Linked DNA regions of Homo sapiens: all the other regions are linked to region 1. A link is an interaction called in ENCODE POLR2A ChIA-PET data of the cell type or tissue named here. Cell type or tissue: MCF 10A. All regions are shown on one strand. Region 1 overlaps LOC101929710 (a long non-coding RNA gene). Region 2 overlaps LOC101929710 (a long non-coding RNA gene). Region 3 overlaps LOC101929710 (a long non-coding RNA gene). Region 4 overlaps ELL2 (elongation factor for RNA polymerase II 2).

Region 1 (4,000 bases):
ATCGCACCACTGCACTCCAGCCTGGGCGACAGAGCGAGACTCCGTCTCAAAAACAAAACAAAACAAAACAAAACAAAACAAAAACCCCAAAAAAACAAAAGAACAAATAATTTGGTAAGGCTTTGTTACATCATTCTAGCTGTTCTATTGAAGACTGATTAAAGAAGCCACCACCTCTTTTTCTTTCTCATTTTGCCAACCACACAATTCTTTAGGTAAGTGTCAAAGTGATTACTTATGCTGCCGTAGTCTAGATAGCCTGTGCAGATCAGCAACAGGACATTATCAGCACTTTAAAACCATCTTATGGTCATTTTTGAAAATAAAAAAAGAAATTAATTTTTATCCCATCCATCCACATGAATCCCACTGTTAGCTCAGTATTAGAAAATGTGGTACAGAATATTGTCAGTGAGAAACAAAACAGAAGTTTGGTTCAATTTCATCATCGGACTTATTGCTATTGCCTATCTTTTGTCTGGAATTCTTTTCTTACGGTGACTTCACAAAATTGACACTGTGAGAGGGACTATTGGTCACACAGGGACTCTTTGGTCATGAGAAAATAGTTCCTAGTTTTCTTCTGCTGATGGGAAGATTTGTTTGGCAGATAAAACCTCAGGAACATGCTATGTACCCAGTCTCAGCAGGTTTGAGGCAAATTTCCATTTTAATTTTGTCTCTCAAATTCTGTTGGCTTAATCAACACCTCTGATATGTTGAAACAATATGATAATGATTTTTTTTGTGGAAATATGCTTGATTGGTAGCAGTCACCTGTCTGTTCGGCACACTAAAATACTGTCTGTCATGATTATTAGAAAGCGTCTGAATTATGTGTTTTGATGCCTTCATTATATGGCTTTAGTTTATAATTAGAATCTTCATAAGCTTTTTCACCACAATTATTCGGTAGTTTCTAGGCAGGCAGTTTCTTTAAATGAATAAGTACAGATCAGCATTACTCTCCCCACTGAACAGATGAAGAAACTGAGACAATTTCATGCCTAGCCCAACACGTTCTGGTGAGTCAGAGTCAGCGTTAGGATAAAACTTCAGTTTATGTGCTTAGGCCAACACATCTTGTGTAACTCTGAAGTTAAATTTCTGGAATCAGGGACACTCTTTTGGTTTAATATATGCTAGAGCAATAGAATGATGTGTAGTTATAAAAACTGGAAACTATTAAATCAAGTTATCTGATCCCTACCTGAGCTAGGTGAAGAAATGCCTAACTATACACGGAAGACTGTATAACAGTGGAAAGAGCAAGAGGCTAGAGTTGGAAGAAGCAGACTCCAGTGAGAAGAGCTGTGTGACCTTGGTCACGTCACTTAGCATCTTAAGAGCCTAGTGTCTTTACTTGTAAAGTGTGGGGCATCTGAAGACACATTTTCTAAAGTCTAAATTTCTATTGCAGAATTTTGAAACTGTTATATTTGTGTTTGGAAGAATCCTTCTTAGGTGAATCTTAATTCAATCAAAATTTCTATTCTCTTAAATATTTATTTTTAAGTGGAAATTATTACAAGAGACAGTTTCCTTGGCTTTGACTTGGCGTATGGAGTCTTCTCTCTGTCATCAGTTCTGCTGAAGAGCACAGAAGGGAATTGGGGAATGAGACTTGTCTGTGAGGAAGCTGTGTGTACACTGCAGGCACAAACTTGTAAGGCAAGACTCCCTCCATAACTCCTTCCCATTCCTCCTGGGGCTGGAGGCCGAACTCTAAAACACCTCCTCCTACCCCACAGTGCCTTATTGATGGATGGAAGAAGTTTTCACATGGGGAGGATATTTGCTAGGCTATTTTTCTAGCAGCTCTTGTTATCCATCACCATCCCTATGCACTTGGTCTGTTTGTCATGGAATGAGTCTGGGGGAATTTGCTTTTTCAGCTTCTTTCTTCCTTCCCATGCTTTTGCCAAGTGAGAAGAACATGGCATCAGCCTCATTGAAATGCAGTGGTGCCTCCCTATTTTTCCAAGGCTGCCCCTGTGAAAAAGGAGCTTGATGAGACTCATTAAGGGCAAATCATGGGGGTTAGGGTTACTTTGAAGGGTTTTCTCTGCAGAGGTCCAGATTTATTTCTGAATATCACTGACCCAGAGGCCAGTTTCACATCCTGCAAAAAAATGCTCTAAGAGAATGTGTCAGCAGAACTGGCATTGCATGTCTAGACAAAGAATTGACATTAGCATCATCAGCTAGCATCCAATCTGTTAATTCTTGTGTAAGCATTCGCTGTCTGAGCCTCAGGCATTTTTGGACTTGAAACAAAAACTTTAGCTCTAAGATTTAAACTTAGGTCTTTCAGGAGCTTCTTTCAGGGGAAGGAATAACAAGGTAACTTATTTCAAGATCAGATATTTTATTGATAAACATAAAAGTTCCCTCATCTTTTTTTTTCCTTCTTTAGTAAAATGGTGACTGTGTCATCACCATCTTCATCCTATTGTATATTTGTTATCTCAAAAAATATTTGTTAAATACCCACTGGGAGTTTATGCAGGGCATTCTGCTGATACATTGGTGAATAAAACAGCCAAGGTCCCTACCTCCTGGAGTTTATAGCTTAATGGGGGAGACTGCCCACAAACAAGTGTAACAGGATCTCTCTGTCTCAGTTTTGGCTGAGGCACCAGAGAACAAAGCAGTAGGTGTCAAGTCCCTTGGCTTTCTAAACTGAGGTGCTAGACTACCTCTGCAGGACTGGTGGAAAAGGTACTGGTTCTGCCAGTCAGAACCCATCATCTACCTCCAGGGCTCCAGGGTTGAGGAGAAGGCTTAGCGTTCTTGGAGGTTTCAGTGTTGGTAGAGGGGATTTCTTGAGGAGAGTTGTCACTGTGCTGTAAGGTTCCCCTCACTGCAGGGAGGAGCTGTGTATCCCCCACTCTCAAAACTAGTAGGGAGGAGGCTTCCAGGGAACCACTCAGAGAGAACGCTGTCCTGTGTTTCCTGAATCTGGGGGACTTGGGGACTGACATATGAGGCATCTCAAGGCAGAGGCAGGGGCAGTGGAGAGAAGAGATGCTGTATTGAGAATGGCCAGCCCTTCCATAGTTGACTGGGTAAAAACTGACTCTGAGGAAGGAGCAGACTGGGTCATCTTGGCAGCAACTTAAGAGGGAGAAACTACGGAGTGAGGTGACTCTGGAAAGAGACAGGTCTCTAGAATGGAGTGGCAGAGTGGGATGGTGGGGAAGATTCTTAAGGGACCAACCCGAAAGACTATTGCCTGGCAAAGCAGCTGTGGGGGGCAGGGCCTCTGAAAACCCCATAAAGAGCAGGCCTGGGAAGCTTGGTTATCTGCCAGATGCAGAGGTAAAAACCCCAGATTACAGTGACATCTGACAAGACAGACCTATATTCCCCTCTTCTCCATCTGCTGCCCCAAACCTGAAGAGCCACAATCCACAACTACAAAGATGGGAGGAGGTGGAGTGAGGAGAAAGCTGACAAGGCTGTCTTCCTGATGAGCTTCCTTGCCTGGATCAGAAGCAGATCTGAGCTGTGAGAGGGGAGGAATCATTGGTTAACTTAGGTTTAGAGTTCTGATATTAAAATCACCCTAGAAAACAGACTATTTGTTTAAGACTTGGAAGTGACTGTGATAGCTATGGGACTGGTGGAGATTTTTCATCTAGAGACAGGAAAGAACATATGAAGACAGCAGATTCAAAGAGGCAGAGGAAGGAGAGGATCAATTGCTTTCTGTCTGCACATACTGATTCCAGTTTCTTTACTATCCTAACTTGATTATGCTAGTAAATAAATAAAATGTTGAATTATAAAACCGTGACACCAGGTGAGGTAGTGTGTGCCTGTAGTCCTAGCTTTTCAAGAGGTTGAGGCATGAGGATCACTTGAGTCCAGGAGTTCAAGTCCAGCCTGGGCAACATAGTGAGGCCCCATCTCTAAAAAATTAATAAGCAAATTAAAAAGAATCATAAAACTGCTCTTAAAGGATAGTGCAGAGGGTGGTAGTGGAGGAGACCTATTT
Region 2 (4,000 bases), 140 kb after region 1:
AGGCTTTACGTGTGTAATCTATAGGACCTTGGGGGAAATGACAGTGAGCAACTTCTGAAGCTTGGTTATGAAAGAAAATGTGACTTCCACCTTGCCTTCTCTTGAATCTCTCCCTCTGGAGGAAAACAGCCACCATGTTCTGAGGATATTCAAGCAGCTTTACAGAGAACAACTGAGGCTCTCCACCAACAGACAAGGTGAACATACTAGCCATGTGAATGAATCATCTTGGAAGCAGATCTTCCAGACACAATCAAACCTTCATATGACTGTAGTCTCAGCTGAAATCTTGACTCTTGAGAGAGCCTGAGCTAAAATGAAAGCTCACACTCCTAAATTCTTGATCCACAGAAACTGTGTGAGGTAATAAACAATTATTATAATTTAAAGCCAGTGAGTTTTGGGATAATTTGTTATGCAGCTGTAGATAGCTAATACACAAGCATATAAGCACTCCTATGAATAGATGCAAAGGCTTTGTCAATAACCCCCTGCTTTTTACTTCCCCTTGTAATGTGTACAAATTCTCTTTGGAGAATAGAATGGCTCAAGTTTCATGGTCCTCCATTCTACAAGATGACAGTTCATCTTTGTCAAATTCCTTTTTTTTTCCCGGAAGAAAGATGAACAAATGTCAAATGACCAATAACTTTAGTCTTGGTCTTGCTGAGGCTAGACAGTTCAGAGTTCTCCTGTTGGTATCCACATGGCTCACTTAACTCATTCATTTCTCTCTCTTAATTCTATGCCAATCTTGGTGGAGGTGAATGGGGCTCAGGAAAATTGTTGCTATTTTTGTGCCAAGCTCTGGGGAGAGGGGAGCATGGAAGACTTAGCTTTCTATAGTTTCTTCTGCTTAGGCTTATCACAGTTATGCTTTCTCTCCAGGAGTCATAGACCCATAGGATCCTCCCTGTAAGATCTTCCAAAGTCTCTGCTATTATGATCAATAGAAGACTGATTCCCAGTCTGCGTGTGTGTGTGTGTGTGTGTGTGTGTGTGTGTGTGTGTGTGTGGTGGGGAAGGTGTGCCGATGACAGATACAGAATCTTTCTTTCCTGTTTCTTCCAAATATTTTGTCTCTACTCTGGCTATTTTCTACTTAAGTTCTTAGGCATTTGAAAGCCAAACCTAGAACAATTCAGACTTTTGTGCTTTCTGCCTTTTTTCACCCTTCTCCTTAGGATTACTCTCTGTTTGAATGAGAAGGAAAGAGGCAAACACTGGAAGAAAAAAGACGCATATGTTAATATCTCAAAGATGATATCACTACAAACAGAGGCTTCAAGCTTTACCCTGATTTTGTCCTAAAATTATATGTGAATAGATGCTATCCAAAGGTCAGAGTAGGCATCAAGAATGAAATTTAAACAGAGCTTCGAGACTTCTGTAGATCCTAGGTATTTTGGAAAACCCGTAACATCCATCCTTAGGACTCCGTTTCCAATAAGAGCTTCTCAGTTGTATAACGTAAATATGTTTTAATGTCATAATAACTACTGAATTGTTTTAAACCTTTCACAAATGTAGACAAATTAGTTCTCAACGTTATCTGTTGAATGCACAGGCCACTGGTCTTATCACCTGGAGAGTTGTTAAAATTGCTGGTGCCCAAGCTCTACCCCCAACAAGCCCAATTCAGACTGAATTGCCTCTGTTTTATCTAAGGTTGTGACTTTGAGATTATTCCTTAAGACTTATTCACCTACTAAATAATGGGTTAATGTTCTCACAAGGTGATTATGTTGATTTTGGAATTAATACTAAAGTTAGGAGAATGGGATGATTATTAACTGGGAGAATTTTGTCTTTTAGTAGCTCATACAGTGCTAAATAATTTACAAAGTTCTATCAGATAATGAGACTGACGCGCTGCCCACTGCGTCACAAGGATGACCCAAACACTGTCACAGAATTAGAGTCAACACAGAGGAAGTGGAGTGAAGGGATAGGGAGCGACACTTAATTCTGATGACAGCAGCTATTCACTTAAAGCCTGTATACATGAAACAATAAATTCCCTTTTTGATTAAGCCAGCTGGAGTTTGGTTTTCTGACGTCTTCATTAAAGAGTCCCGACTGATATAGTTCTCCACAAATAGTTGTTGAATAAATGTTTGAATGGAAAATCAAAGTACGAATAGGGGTGGAGGAGTGCAAACAGCAGCCAACTCCTCCTAATATTCTTCTCTGGCCGGGATTCAACCCTGTCATGTTGCACAATTCCAGTGGCCTCCATTCACATGATCTAGAATATGAATGGTGCCAGCTCCTCCCCCAGAGGTGTACAAGGCAGCCCTGAGGGGAGGTTAGGGTGGAATGGCAGAAAATCTGTGGTTCTTAGTTCTTGAGCCTTTAGATCATGGAGTCCCATTTCCCAGAAGCAGAAAGGCTGGTCTCTAGATTTTGTTTGTTTGTTTGTTTTGAGACAGAGTTTCACTCTTTTTGCCCAGACTGGAGTGCAGTGGCACGATCTCAGCTCACTGCAACCTCCACCTTCCGTTTCAAGTGATTCTCCTGTCTCAGCCTCCCGAGTAGCTGGGATTACAGGCACCCACCACCACGCCCCGGCTAATTTTTGTATTTTTAGTAGAGATGGGCTTTACCATGTTTGTCAGGCTGGTCTTGAACTCCTGACCTTGTGATCTGCCTGCCTCAGCCTTCCAAAGTGCTGGGATTACAGGCATGAGCCACCGCGCCTGGCCTCTAGATTCTTTTGTGTTGTGAGTTCATTAATCTTTAGGGGTTCCTCTTTCTTCTCCTTCCAGAGAACTCTAGAAGCACTCAATTTGACTATACTAAGATAGTATTTAGAATATGTGTATTGTTTATAAAAGCTTAGGCCTCATCGTCATATAGTGATGCATAATATAAGTAAATGCCAGATTATTATTATTATTATTTTGAGACACAGTCTTGCTCTGTCGTCCAGGCTGGTGTGCAGTAGCCCAATCTCAGCTCACTGCAACCTCTGCCTCCTGGGTTTTAAGCAATTCTCTCTGCCTCAGCCTCCCGAGTAGCTGGGATTACAGGCACCCAACACCACGCCTGGCTAATTTTTGTATTTTTAGTAGAGATGGGGTTTCACCATGTTGGCCAGGCTGGTCTTGAACTCCTGACCTCAGGTGATCCACCAGCCTCAGTCTCCCAAAGTGCTGGGATTACAGGCATGAGCCACTGTGCCTGGCCCTGAATTATTTTTATTGTAAGTTTCATTCTATTCAAATATTTATTTTACTGAGTCAACTCATTTTTGACTCAATGTATTGCTATGTAAAATGTTCAACTAGCTAACAACTTAAAAAAATTAGATCATGTGCTATCTCTATGCATTGACTTGGGCTGTCTTTTCCTCTGCCTTTGTGTTTATTTCATTCCTATATATAACTCTTTTGGACTTAGAGTCACAATGGTTTGAAGAAAATATGTGGAAGAAAACTGACCTGTTGTTTTTATTTTTAAATTTGCAGTATGCTTCTTCAATGTAGCTCACCTCAGGGAGCATTTTAGAAGTCTTTTCCTGGAATCCTATGAACCCTATGGCATAGAGTTTTATAAATGACTGTTTTGGTTTGACTAGCATGGGTCCACCTGAACCAGTTCTCACTGTAATGTCCAGGAAGTTGATTTGCTTTTCTCTGTCTACACAGAAGAAACACATGTTGTGTAGAAAAGAAATTGCCAGTCTCTGAACATTTCCCTTTGCAGTGTCTGATATAGAAATCTGTAAGCATTTATGCAGATTCTAGAAATATTTGATCTTTCAATATTTTTGCAAGTGTCCAAACCTAAGTGATATGTTTATATACATTTTCTCATTTAAAACAACTAAGTCACCAGCTAAGGTTGCCAGCATTTCGTTGACTATTTCTAGCCGCCAGGCTTTGGAAAGGTCACTCTACTTCACATGGTAGAGGAAAGTAAATAGTTCTGTGCAGCTGTCAGCATAGAGGCCTTCTCACTTGATGTTATTTTCATCCTGTATTGAAATGCTCTATTT
Region 3 (4,000 bases), 95 kb after region 1:
TGCATATGCTGAAATCATTGAGGTTTCTTCATATTTCTTTTTTGGATACATCAAATGGCAATAATGATAGTGTGGCATGATAAAAACTGGGACTACTCTATAAATACGTTCAAAATTTATTCCTTAATTTGTAACATAAATCTTGGCTGCATTCCTTATATTTCTGTGTTAGGCAGAACACATATAAGGATAAATAAGGTATGGTTTCCACCCTTCTCAAAGTACTTCCCATTATAATAGTATGATGATTTATCAGCAGCAACTGTTTTTTTTTTTTTTTCTTTACAGGTCAAACATTGGGATTATTTTTTAAAAATAGAAGTACTCAGCATAACTAAATGCCTTTTTTCTCTCTGGCAATGGAAGTTTTATTTATTTAAGCAAATCAATAGAGAATTTTTTTTTTTTTTTACCAAGCTGTTACAAGAGACTGAAGAACGTTTTGCTCACTAATCCTAGGGTAATGGAAGAAGAATTTTCTTCCTCTGTGGTTCCTAGACTTTGTGGAGTCAGAAAAGTTAAGCTTGACTGAATTTACATTTTTAAAATTTTTTTTGGTTAAATACACATGATTTTTCCTTTTATTAGTAATGGCACCAATATGCAGTCACATATTTACTTTAAGTACTGCTATATCTCTATCCACATATAGTAAGAGAAAAAATATAGATGCAGTTTCTGGAGAAGAGGCTTTTTATTTCTGAACTTTCTAAATGCTGGTCAGTGAATGCCACCAATAAAAAATATTTTGCTCGCCAGAAATAGAGATATGCATCCCTCAGAGTCAGGCATGTGGGTTTTATCAAATGTAGTGGATTTTGTCTGTGGACATCTGCGGATTTTTTCTGCCCAGATTCATTTAACCCTACTTTGGGTAAAACTACCCCGACCTCTCCCTATTCCATCTTATCTTAATGGCAGTATCACATGAGGTACCCCTTCCCAAATGCATGAGCACTTGACTCAAGCCATACCTATGAGAGTGTTCTTTTCCTGAGAATTACCTACCTCATAAAACTATTGTATGGATTAAGTGTGTTAATAACATGCAAAGTATTTAGAAGCATTACTGCATAGGGTAAGCAGTACATGAGTGCACTCTTATTATTCTTAAGCAGAGTGACGTTAAGGTTAGAAAGTGGCTAGAGTTGGAATATTCTGACCACACTGCCCTAAGGCACTCCCTTAGTTCCTCTACCTTGATCCCCAGGGCAGTGTAGTTTCTGTTCTTCCCAAAGTCTGATCATAAAGCATTTTTTCCAGTTCTATGAGCTTCCTTGTATCTTTCCAATAAATTCACTCAATAAATAAAATGACTTTCTATTTATTGAGATCCAATAATTTTGATAAATAAAGAGAAGATTTCAGGAAAGCTCCAAACATTGCAATTAAGTAATATTCCACAAGACTTTAAATTATTTGTATTTTGCTTTGAATTATGATTTCTTATTCCTTCTAAATATAGTGTTGTATTGTTCTGGGAAATATGGTAAGCAAAATAATAAAACCATAGTAGAATTATCCGACACAGAAAAAGTTGGAAAATGAAAAATTATGGAAATAAATAGCTGTTTCACAGTAGCATTAATTCTTTAAGAAAACTCATCATCACCACCAAAATTATAGATACCGGACATTATTTGGAGATTCACAGATATTATTTCTGATCTTTATAGCAAGTCTGTAAATAATATTTACCCCATTTTATACACGGGAAAGCTGAATGGTTGAGGCTTGTTCATTAGTTATCAGCTAACTAGAATTCCAGCCCAGTTCTGCTCACTACAAAGCCTGCACTTTTTCTACTATAACACATTTTCATTTTCTTAAATTGTAAAATTCTTTTTGTTTCTAAACTTGGGATGTTAATTTTTAAGTGGTGTGAAAATTTTTAAGTGGCGTCTATTCATTATTTCATTAAATATTTATTGAGTGACTTTGTGGGTAATTAAGATATTCATGAGTGTGGGTAAATATAGCCTTAGGGGATATGTTTTAGAGTGAGGTGGCAAAATGGCATGCGGAGCAAAGAACTTTTGTAGATTATTTAGATTAAATCTAAAATATGTCTATCAAAAGCAATTATAACTATTCCTCTTTTTAGTAGAGGTAATCCACTCACAATTTATTTAAACAGACTACAAAAAATCTTCCTTCCTTTTTGTTCCCTTAACCCCAGTCCATCCTACTCAAATCACATACATTCATACTATGACATATTTAGAAAACTTTCTAAATTCTAGAGAATTTTAGTTCATTAAATTTTAGGTTTATGCTATGCAGCAAAAGTGTAAAAGTTTTTTCTTTGCTGAAGAAAAACTGGATAGAGTCCCGAATATATCAATACTGGCAGTAAGGTTTTAGACACACTTGTGCAGAGCCAGAGATAAATAACCACAATACTAGCCTCCAAGGAGCTAGAAAGTAATGGTTGTGTGGAAACTTTTAGAGCATCTATAGTCAAAGCTGGCAACCACTTTATCTTTAACTGTTCTAACACTCATAACAGGGATCTCATAGGAGTGTACAGAAAACTGTAAATTTTTATCTTTTTCCTTCCCTTAGTTTCACACTATATACTCTCCCTGTTAAGCAATAGAAGGGAAGAGGTTAACAATTTGCCCCACTGACAACAGAGTTTACTTAGTTTACACAGAAGAAATTTTCTGTGTGTTCAGGGCTATCAGTGTTTGCTCTCTGTGTAATGGAAAAAAAAAAAAAAAACAAATAGTGAGTAGACACTGGCAGGCTGAAATACCAAAGAAGCATAACTAGGCTTTGGTTCTACACATGCAGGAAGGTTCTGCATATTCAAATCCATTACTGATGATTAGTTTTAGTTTAAAGACTTGGTCTATGTGAGATTGTATTTGGAAAATCCATGCAGCTGGGGGGACTTACGGCAAATGTTATTGTTTCTTGTTCTGTCTTAATGTCTTTGAACTTCTTAGGGTGCTAGCTATGAGGCTGACTGGTCTTATATGGGAGAATGAACTCTGTGTGTTCACAGCGCAGGACCCGGCTGAATCTAAGTGTATCCCAGAAGCAGCACCAACTACCATTTGGATTGAGGAGGCAGGTGATTGTAAATCCTGAAGGTAGAGGTAGTTGAACTGAGAAGCCCAGGCACTCAGAGAACCTCTCAAAACCATAGCATCCCTGGTCAGAGGTTCCAAACTTGGCAGAGATTTAAAAAACACAGACTCCAGCATCCCAACCAAACCTTCCAAACTAGCATATCCAAGGGTGGATCCTGGAAACCTGTCTGTCTTCCTTTTTTTTTTTTTGAGACGGAGTCTTGCTCTGTCGCCCAGGCTGGAGTGCAGTGGCACGATCTCGGCTCACTGCAAGCTCCGCCTCCGGGGTTCAGGCCATTCTCCTGCCTCAGCCTCCCGAGTAGCTGGGACTACAGGCACCCGCCACCATGCCCGGCTAATTTCTTTTTGTATTTTCAGTAGAGACGGGGTTTCACTGTGTTACCCAGGATGGTCTCGATTTCCTGACCTTGTGATCTGCCCGCCTCAGCTCCCAGAGTGCTGGGATTACAGGCGTGAGCCAAAGCGGAAACCTGTTTTCTTAACAAGCAGCTCTGAGGATCAGCTAGAATTGTGAACGAGCATTCTAAGTCCTTTATGAAGAAGAAATAGCCCACCTTTCTCACTCCACTGGCACAGTTGCTAGCTTGCAGGGTACAAGAACTGGTACCAATGTGTTCTTGAAGAGTAAGAGAGTAATTGGAAGCAAGTTTCTCAGTACATCTACCTTTTTAAGTCTCCTTTCCTCCCCTCAAATTGCCAGCTTCACTCCCCAGTAATTTGAATTTGACATATTTCACCCACTTTCACATTTCCTGGCTTGGCTTCGATCTGGCCAACTATTAGGTAGCTAGATAAGTGACCATGTACCTTAAAGGTAAATATTGAAGTATAATAATTTTAGTAATTAATAGAGGTTCTAGAAAACGGGAATTAACCTATGGAAGGATCAAAACTTTTTAAAT
Region 4 (4,000 bases), 260 kb before region 1:
AGACTTCCCAGGCTCTGCCATTTACTAGCTGTGTGATAGGCAAGTTTCTTAACTTCTTTATGACTTAGTTTGCCCACCTGTAAAATGGAGATAACAGGTGGTGAGGAGAAATGGGATAATGCAGCAAAAATGTGTAACAAAAAGGAAACCTTCCATAAATGGTAACTATGATTATTGTTCCCCTAGTAGAAGTTGTCCCTGGAGGGCCTGTCCTACACTTAGAAAAAGATCCCTGGAGCAAATTCCCTGCTCCCACTTCCTAGAGCCCTAACAAGTAATATCTCTGCTAATACTTTGTCATAGGCTCTTTCTGTTTGTTTTTAAGACAAAGAGGCTTGAAATGAGACAAAGGAAAAACAAGTACCAGAATTGCAAAGTTAACATTTTTATTGAACTGAAATTGGTGTAGAACAGGGGCAACCACAGCTGCTGAGCTCTGTAACAACTGAAAAGCCCCTGTGACATTTTACCTTTGAGAGTCCTAACACGGTTTGAGTGGAACAGCTGAGAAACAGCATATATATATTTTAACACCTCAAAATAGTTTGAAATGAGCCTCACAGCCTTGTTCAATCTTCAGATTACAAATAACATTGATAGCATCTCCTGTGGCCTTCAGTTAGTAGTGCCAGTTAATATTGTTTCTGAAAACTTTCCTCTCAAAGTGCTGGCTATAATTTTTTCTCCATCCAGTACACATAAGAAAAGGATTTAGTAACACTTGGGCAAGTAATAAACTGTAGAACTTTAAAAGTAGTAAAGGCATATACCAAGCATACGTGACTCCACACATTGTCAGAAAGGCAGTGGACTGGCTAACGAGTTTCTGCCAAGTTTCAGAAGCAAAGAATGCACTAATGAAAAGGGTAAGGCATCCAAGCAGAGTGTCTGAATTGATGGACCACTTTTGTCTAAAACTAATTTCAACATCTTCCAATATGCAAGCAGGCATTTGTTTTACATAAGGTGAAACACTTTATAAGAGAAAAGAAAACTCCTATAAAGCTTATAAGATCAGAAAAAATTAATACTGAATTTTTATAATCAATGCATGGAGCAATGATATAAACTGACCATAACAATTTTGTGAGAACAAGTATAAAACTATCCATTACTACCTTAAAGAGTTGAAAGTTAAGCCCTCTAAAGTATTCAAAGTGGAATAAATAACAAGGTAGGAAATGCAATACCTATATATTTTAAAAAGCCCACATCTAGTTAATGTTCTCTTAGTTTGTTTTAAATCAGTTGTTCATCCAACCTGGAGTTGATTTAAGGATGTTGGTAAAAATCTTCAAAAGTCCTTCAAATCATTTTAGATGAAATGTGATAGAAAAAACTATACAACTCATTCTCTAATCTTGCTATTTTTCACACCATCCTTCCAAAAAAGAAAAGAAAAAAAACTAGATAAATTCTTCCACCGGAGTAACTGACATTAAGTGGCCACTATTCCTGTAGTAATCATTTGTAAGAATCTAAAAGTCTTGCAGTAGGGGACGAAAAATGATTATAAATATTTTAATAGGCTCATGCCTCATCTTCAAAAGGGATGAAACTTGGATAGTAGCAGATTCAGAGATTTATAATTTTCAAATTTACAACTAATAGACAGACACACTTTTGCAAGGATCTGTCCAACACATACAACTAACATCTAAATTAAGGCTTTTACTGGTATGTGATCAGGTCTAAGGGTATGCAATGCTGGATTTCCATTTAGCATCTCCAGCTTTCATTGTTACCCAACTTGTAAACCAGAAGATGTGCTGATGTACAGGGTAGGAGCTCCAATGGCTAACCATTCACCAACTGGAAGGCTTGTTTGTAAACAGGTTCTGAAACAAGAGTTGGCAGTGAAACAACTGAGGAGGTGCCTCAGATCATGCAAAGGGGAAAAGTGATTTGCACCTGCTGACATGATGGACATTAAAAAAAAAAAAAAGCCAATAGTTGACCTTCAGTTCAAGATTTCAAGATTTACAGACCTAAAAGTTTAGAACTACATCCAAGCCAATGGTTCTCATACTTTAGCTTGCAGAAAGTCACCTACAAGAAACCTGTGAAAATGCAGATACTTGGGCCCTATACCTAGAGATTCTAACTCAGGTGATCCAAATGGTCCAAGCACCTTTTGCTTTTGAGAAACCTTGCTCATAGCAAATAGCAGCACACAGTCTTTGATTAAAAGGCCAAGATGTCCAAGAAATAACACCAATGAGTTCATTACCTATAGACGAACCACTCAGGAGACTCTATCATAATAATATGATGCCTGAATTTATCCCCAATTAAGTTTCCCTTTCCTTTTTTCAATTAAAAAGTTTGAAATAAATTAACGTTTAATAATGATTGTACCAATTCTGAGGTAAAAAAAGAGCACCAGGGATCTCAATGCTAAAAGAAACAGAATTCCTTAGGAGGTCCATGCTACATAGAACCAAAATTTCTGCGGTAATGTTATAGAGTTGTAGTGCAAAAGGGACTTGTTTCAGTCTTTGTATAGTCTGTATACTTCTGTATACATTTAGTATATTATCTAATCTTTCCAGTTAATGTTTTAGAACTCCAAAGAGAAAAGTTAATCTACATGCTCTCTCAAGTTTTCTAGATAACCAACATTTTTCTGGTTTACAGTGATACACAACAAAGTTATTCATTTATTTTTCTGGATGCTGGAGACAAACATCTTTATTAAAGACACTACCAAAATTTTGGCAAACATTTCAAAACAGATTTGTAAACATAATGCTTCCCTTTTCAACTGGCAGCACTTTGAAAAGACAATACAATAAGACAATACAACTTGAATCAACATTAATTCAAAATCCTTATATTTTTGACCACATAACTTATGTTCCCACATGATAAAACAAGTGACAGTTTAAATCAATGTCAACAGATAAACTCCATGAAATGAAAGTTTGTGCTGTTTGATGAATCACAGTATGTTATGGTTAAATATATCCACTCTTTTTTATATTCCTGGCACCAGGATGAAAAAAAAAATCTTTAAATATACCTCTTATGTAGGTAATAGCTTCTTTGCATATCTCTCTTCAAAAAATACTTTATAGCAGTATATAAATAGGTTACCTACACATTTCATTTTATAATTTTGTCCCAAAACTATAGATCTGTTTCATTTTCATGACATATCAATTTTTGCCCAACATTAATAAAGCTGACAAACTCGTTGAAATGGAAATGCTTTTGTCTTCCACAACAAAAGTAGCAATTTGATAGAAGAAAAAAAACAAAAAAACAAAAAAACACCCTACAGTAACACTCGTCAGTTGTTTAACCTGAGCGTTTGGCCTACTAGGAGTAGCAGCTTTTTTTCCTTCATGCACGCTCACATCCACACCACCTCTGCACACATACAGATCGAGCACACACTTCCAGATGCTGGTAGGCCACAGTATGCTTCCCATTGCTCTAATCAAGTGGGAAGCAGTGTAGCTAATGATTAACCACACTATGTACACAACTAGCAAACACCTTAAGGCAACCATTGCAATGGGGGGTTAACTTGCAGGGCGGATTTAATGTTCTAGATCAAGTCAGCCTGTATATACATATGTGTATGTGAATCTATACACATACACCTTTCTATTTTTTAACCCTCCAAGACAATGTTTATTTTTTTAATTTTGTGCAAATTTCTAAATATTCTACCATTTAAGGCAAAGAGTTTGCATTAAGAAACGTCAGAAAATAGGCTTACGTTTATCCAAAAGCATTTCACCTTGCACATTACTGTTGTTGTTTTTTAAACACATACAACTTTTAAGTGTGGACACTGGATCCCCAATATCTAAAAAATCATTTCTAATAACAAACACAAGTTTTTGAGGAAAAAAAACTGATTTGAAATATAGACAATGGATCCCCAATACCTAAAAAAATTATTTCTATTAACAAACACAAGTCTTGGGGGTGGGGTGGTGGGGAGGACCAGAAAGAGCAGCTTCGAAATGCAGGGAAGCAAAGTAAAATG

Evidence for each region. Peaks named below come from ENCODE experiments on the same cell type or tissue, not always from the same donor. Only the 100,000 strongest peaks of a DNase experiment are listed, where the experiment ranks them.
Region 2: POLR2A ChIA-PET joins it to region 1 with 5 read pairs; 2 of 35 experiments call an interaction of 5 or more read pairs at or near these places.
Region 3: POLR2A ChIA-PET joins it to region 1 with 5 read pairs; 5 of 35 experiments call an interaction of 5 or more read pairs at or near these places.
Region 4: POLR2A ChIA-PET joins it to region 1 with 5 read pairs; 2 of 35 experiments call an interaction of 5 or more read pairs at or near these places.

Annotation. Positions count from the first base shown.
Region 1 is chr5:96,147,555-96,151,554 of GRCh38, forward strand. The region is part of intron 1 of LOC101929710 (a long non-coding RNA gene); the gene reads left to right. It also overlaps a transcript of CAST not described here. Among named protein-coding and RNA genes, the nearest start is that of MIR583, 70 kb to the left of the region's middle. In MCF 10A, no CTCF peak of the experiment used is centred here; a DNase peak (open chromatin) is centred at 2,217.
Region 2 is chr5:96,290,871-96,294,870 of GRCh38, forward strand. The region is part of intron 1 of LOC101929710 (a long non-coding RNA gene); the gene reads left to right. It also overlaps a transcript of CAST not described here. Among named protein-coding and RNA genes, the nearest start is that of PCSK1, 140 kb to the right of the region's middle. In MCF 10A, no CTCF peak of the experiment used is centred here; a DNase peak (open chromatin) is centred at 2,241.
Region 3 is chr5:96,242,914-96,246,913 of GRCh38, forward strand. All of the region lies in intron 1 of LOC101929710 (a long non-coding RNA gene), which reads left to right. It also overlaps a transcript of CAST not described here. Among named protein-coding and RNA genes, the nearest start is that of MIR583, 170 kb to the left of the region's middle. In MCF 10A, no CTCF peak of the experiment used is centred here; no DNase peak of the experiment used is centred here.
Region 4 is chr5:95,884,729-95,888,728 of GRCh38, forward strand. ELL2 (elongation factor for RNA polymerase II 2) reads right to left here. Exons shown (of 12, transcript NM_012081.6): 12 at 370-4,000. Among named protein-coding and RNA genes, the nearest start is that of LINC01554, 34 kb to the left of the region's middle. In MCF 10A, no CTCF peak of the experiment used is centred here; no DNase peak of the experiment used is centred here.